2 separate regions of the Mus musculus genome follow, and region 1 is linked to region 2. The links are chromatin contacts, found by Hi-C in ENCODE. All regions are on one chromosome and are shown on one strand. Each heading gives the region's core, a stretch centred on a gene start or an enhancer-like site at or near the end of the contact. The rest is flanking DNA. Distances are from core to core; before and after follow the strand shown.

Region 1 (2,700 bases), core at 2-2,501, 47 kb after region 2:
CCAGGAGCTGCAGACTGAGTCTCTGGGAGACTCATTTGATGGGGCAATCCTGCCTTTAACACAGGCTCTGTTACCAAGTTTCACAGGTGTGTTTGCACATTGGCTGTTTTTCTCTATCTTTCAGAATTAGGAGTCCCACAGTCGGTTTCTTTTCTACATTTAACTCTTTTATTTATCCTCCTCTCCAAAATTAGGACACGTGCTGAAATGCCTGTATTGGCATGCTGTCTCTCTTATTTTGGGGAAAGTTTTTCTTATGTATTTCTTCCCGTTTAGTGACCTCTAAATATAATTTACTCTTGTTACTTTACTCTGTTTCCTAGCCTAGTTCTTAAAAAAAACAAAACAAAACAAAACAAAACAAAAAAAACCTATTCCTCATATATGCTTCTAAAGTCAGTCTCTCCCCAGTATTTTTATTTTGTTACAATACATGTGTCTTTTGAAACAAATGTAGCAAGTTTCCCAAAAAAGTTCACAGCAGTGCTCTGTCTTTTTATGGGCAAGTATAGCTTGAGCCAGTGTGGGTAGGTGTCGTTCACATCTGTGGAAATACATGATTGTGGCATGACTTTTGTATTTTGGATAAAGCCAAAGAGTGCATTTTAGGACTAAGGTTGAGGGTGGGCAAAGTTATACATGGTGGGTTACAAAACAAAAAGACATGTAAGTTGAATGGGGATTTATTTCGAAGAAGAGAATGGTGGGTGGGTTAGCCAGAGCAGAGGGACTTCTGTGAGCAGACTCTGTTAGATACATGTGTGAAAGTGTCCAAAACTAAATGAACGTAAAAACTAAGTCCACGTAATCAACAAATATGTAAACTATATCTGTGAGAGCATCCTATTAATAAATTGGATGGAAATGTAAAAGCACGATTAATGGAAGATAGAGATGGTTTGTCTCCATAGAGGAAACAAAACAAAACAAAACAAAACATGAGATAAACCGAACATGGACAAACTGCTTGTGTTGGGCTGTGAATGTAACTACTGCAGCTCAGATCTGCAGGGATGGAGGCCCCAGGAGCAGGAACACCCCTTTTCTCACCCCCCTGCTCCATGACTCTCAGTAGTGGCTTTGTGGGACCTCATGAATTACTTCTTACAGTTGAGGCTCTTTGGTGCCGAGTGCGCTGTGGGCAGCGGAGCCCAGAGCCGGGCAGTCGGTGTTTGTGCTGTTGTTAGCGACACGTAGCGAGTTCCTCCTGAACGGAAAGGCCCCGGCTCCAGTTTGTCGCCAGTGAAAGCGGAGTCGCACAGCAAATGTGGAGCTGAGCCGAGCAGCCTGGGGGTGGGGGACTAGCCTGCAAAGGGGAGGGGCCCAGCGCCACCGGGTATTTGTTTAGAGGTGGGGATGGGCAGAGTAATAGAGGTTAGGGCGCACGCAAAGAAAACAGCTGGAGGGGAGCTAGGAACCCATGCTATGACTGACCTCCTAAATGCCACCCCCAACCAATTACATCTCACTACTGGTTGGAATATTTGCAGGAAAAAAAAAAAGGTACCCTTTGTAGTGTGGTTTTCTTTCCCAGGATATCCTGAGCCTGTCTCTGGGTGGGTTTTTCCGTGGGTGAGTTGGTTAGGAGATATCTCCTATGCCTTTAAGAGGTAAAAACACGTACAAATGCAAATGCAGAGACTTTAACACTTCCCCCCCTTCCTAACATTCATATAATTGCTGTTAAGCCACATTGAAAACCCTGGGGCCCGGTGTTCACCAGGGTAAAGTTACATTTCACAAGCAGAAAATTGACTCACCACTTAGGAAAATTGGCTACCAATTATGTGTCAAAGGCTCTAAAGTCAGAGCTCAGAATTTTCTTTTTGCTAGAATGTGGTATTAAAAAGGGCACAGACAAGCCAGCCCTGGCCCCTGTGCCCTCTCGGGACCTGTGGGACCTGCTGACTTTCCTTGCAAGGTTTCTGGGCCCCAGCAAGGAAGAAGGGATCCTGACCCCTAACCCAGGGCCAAACCCAACAGCCGGAAGATGTCACTAGTTAGAAGTGAACACACACACACACACACACACACACACACACACACACACCTGTTAAAATGATGCCCCTGGCTCCTTGTGAGAGGCCTCTCTTAGCCTGGCACTGTCCAGACGCCTTTGGCTGTAATTGAGGCTCATTAGGCCAAGAGAAGAGAGGGAAAAGAGAGGGCATCTGAGGGCCACACTGTCAGGGGACATTTGCTGCCTCTACTGACAGGGTCACAATGTGTCCACACCATGTGCAGGGCTACTTCTAGAGACTCGTTGGTTCCTTTTGTTGAGGGATCAGTTCCTATCCAAATCCCAGGCAAGAGACAGGGGAAGGGACAGAGAGAGGGGCATGGAGGAATAGATGGAGGGAGGGGTGGGATGGGATGGGGGAGACCTAAAGGAGAAAAGAGAGACAGATACAAATCCACAGAGATTTGTAGAGTCAGAGCAATGGAGAGAGCAAGAGAGAGGAGTGGAAGGGAGGGATGAGAGGAAGGGAGAGAGGGAGGGAAGGAGAGAGGGAGGGAAAGAGAGAGAAGAGATTGGAAGAGAGAGAGAAGATAGGAGCAGGGTGGAAGGGAGCTTGCAGACTCTGAAGGGTGAGAGAATATTTTTATGTAACCCCCACCACCTCTCCCTTTTCTCCTGCATCCGCTTTCTTGACAAAGTATGGGCTTTCTTCCCAGGCCTGTTTTCTGTTCCTGTCACAG
Region 2 (2,700 bases), core at 176-2,675:
CTACTAAAGTCGTATTGGTTGGGGCTTTAGGTTTCTCTACCTCTCCTGACACGGAGATAATGTCTTCCGAGTGCCCTCAAGTCTCGATCTCGCGCACATAAAGTTCATCCCGCCACCCTTGTTTCAGAGTGAAGAGCTGGACACCTGGGATGGGCATCCTGCCTTTTCTGCCTGGTCAGTCCTTTTTTCCTCCACGTTTGCCCCCGAAGTCCCAGGACAGGCAAGCAAGGGACTAGGCGTCTGCCCAAAGAGAACGCAGTCAGTACGCCTCCGTCGCGCTCAGGGCTCGGAAGGGATGCTTAAGAACTGCCATGGTGCATACCCCTTCGACTCAGGATACCTCCATCTCCTTCCCTCTGCCCCCTCTCTCGCTCTCTAAGGCCACGCTCCTTCCAGTTTAGACGCTAGAGCTCAGAGATCCCTTGCTCGCCACTTTGCCGGGAACTTTGGCGGCTCCCCTGCGCCACAAGGAGAAGGATGTTAATGAGGGAGTGTGGCCAGGCTCTGTGAACAAGCCAGCTCGGGAGCTGCGATTGGCTGTGATAAGGCGGAAGGATGACGTTATGCAAAGAAGGGGCGTGTCTAGGCTGCGAGGGCCCCGCCTCCTTCCCTTTGGGGTTAGTGTGCCTGTGTTTAGCTCTGGGGAGAGTCAAACTGGATTCCACAGGGAGAGCCTGCAAATCACTTCTATTTTAGCAAGGAGAAAACAGAATCTCCATCCAGCAGGGTCCACCCCTCTCTTTCTCCCTCTCCTCTCTTTTTCTATCTCTTTCCCTCCCCCCTTCCTCTTTCCCTCTCTCTCCCCTTCCCCCCCCCCCCTCCGGTGTATCTGTCTACAGCAACCAGCGTCCTCATCTACACGCACGGAAAGGAAAGAAACATCTTTGGTTGAGAGAGGAGGAGGAAAAAAGAGAGAGAAAAAAACTTGCCTGGTTGTGGAAAATGACACTTCAAGTAGCCAAGCCGGCTTCGAGAGTCGTATCTATTGTTTCTTAAATTGTCATCAGGGTGGTTTTTTTTCTTCCTGCTTCTTCAAGTGAAGGTACCGCTACAAAAGGAAACTCCAGCCCCTCCTGTTCTCCAACGGCCTGTGATTACTACAAAAAGAAAAAAAAAAAGGCAAAAAAAAAAAAAAAAGCAAAAAAAAAAAAAAAAAAAAAAAAAAAAAAGGAAAAAAAAAGCACCCAAACTCAAAACCAACCAACCAAACAACCCCCAACAGCCAGGCATATATCTCTGTTTTTTCTTAATTTTGGTCTTTTCGTTGGATTTTCCCTTTCTTTTTTTTTCCCCTCGCCCCCCTCCTTGTTATCGCTCAGTTTTGAGCGAAGGTTTACATTTTTAAAAATTTTGCTTTTCAGCCCGCCTTGATGTAGCGCGAGTCTCATCGACTCAAAAAAAAAAAAAAAAATCTGTGGTTGGCGTTTTTTTTTTTTTTTCCTTTTTTTTTTTTTCAAATATTTTCAAAGGGGAGGAGATTTTTCCACAAGAAAAGGTTGTTTTCATGTTTGGGATCCAGGAAAGCATCCAACGGAGTGGAAGCAGTATGAAGGAAGAGCCGCTGGGCAGCGGCATGAACGCGGTGCGGACGTGGATGCAGGGCGCCGGGGTGCTGGACGCCAACACAGCGGCGCAGAGGTGGGTACCGCTGGGGGACCGTGGAGGAGAGGCCACCGGCTAGCGGGAGAGCCCGGAGACGGCGGCGCGGCTACCCGGGGCCTGGCCACGCGAGTGCGTCTGCCGCTGCGCTGCGCTCGCCGCCCGAGCTCCGCGCTCCTCGGCTGCGCAGCACTCGTCGCCGGGTGGCCAGAGATCAGCGAGCTGCTGGAGGGAGCCGAGCCCAAGCTTTGCCGGCACTTTCCGCAGCCCCATCTGCGAGTGTTTTCGTTTTGTTTTAACCCAGAAGAGGCGTCTCTGCAGCTCGGTGTTGGATAGCTGCGCTTTTCTGACCGCTTGTTTTCTTTTCTGTGTGGTTATATTTTTCCCTTTTCCTCTCCTTCTCTTCGCTTCCTTTCCCCTTTATTTCGCTTCAGTTCTTTCCTTTTTCTTCTTCCCTCTTTTCTTTTTTCCTACTTAATTTTCTTCTCTCCCCCTTTCTTCCTTTCTATTTTCTACCTTCTTTAATTCTTTCCTTTCCCCCTATCTTTCCTTTCCCTTTTCTACCTTCTTTAATTTTTTCTTGTCCTTCTCCACTCTTTTCCCCCCTTCTTTCTCAGTTTCACTCTTCGTTTTTCTCTTCTCTTTCCTCACCTGGCTCTCTCCCCCGTTTCTCTCTCTCTCTCTCTCTCTCTCTCTCCATTTTTCTTCTTGGAGTCTCCTCTTATTTCTCCTATCTGGTTCTTTACTCTCTCCTCTCTCCACTTCTTAGCCTTCAGTTTTTCTCAGTCTGCCTGTAGAATAGTGATTTCCAACTTTAATTTTCACATCTCCTAAAAGCCACCCTCATCCACTGTCACCTTGGCCTTCCCCAGTCCCTCTCCCACTCTCCAGATCCTACACTGAGTGATTTGGAGGCCATGCTCTTGGAGACCAACTTGAGGAACTTCCCTGGACACACCCAGTGCCCTGTCCAGGGGCTCCTAGTCCCAAGTGAGAAATGGTACCTTGCCCTTTTCATTGCTGGCCACCACCTGGGCTTCGGGGAAAACTTTGTGGGCCCAGGCTCCATTAGACATAAAGGGTGCAGAAGGGGAATGGGGA

The links. A loop is a pair of places that touch in the nucleus more often than their neighbours do.
Region 1: a map of heart shows a loop between it and region 2 (4-fold over the local background). The contact joins the enhancer-like site here to the promoter of Ebf1 in region 2. A Hi-C loop is called at or near these places in 6 of 37 maps with a recorded cell type or tissue (CH12F3 and heart).

The regions. Positions count from the first base shown.
Region 1 is chr11:44,664,197-44,666,896 of GRCm38, forward strand. The region is part of intron 6 of Ebf1 (early B cell factor 1); the gene reads left to right. Among named protein-coding and RNA genes, the nearest start is that of Ebf1, 47 kb to the left of the region's middle. Within about 2 kb of position 1,252, at least 3 of the 3 ENCODE cell types and tissues checked have a DNase peak (open chromatin) inside an H3K27ac peak, as active enhancers do; they include heart, where a contact is called at or near this core.
Region 2 is chr11:44,616,675-44,619,374 of GRCm38, forward strand. Ebf1 (early B cell factor 1) reads left to right here and starts at 1,426. Exons shown (of 16, transcript NM_007897.3): 1 at 1,426-1,638. The coding sequence starts at 1,505.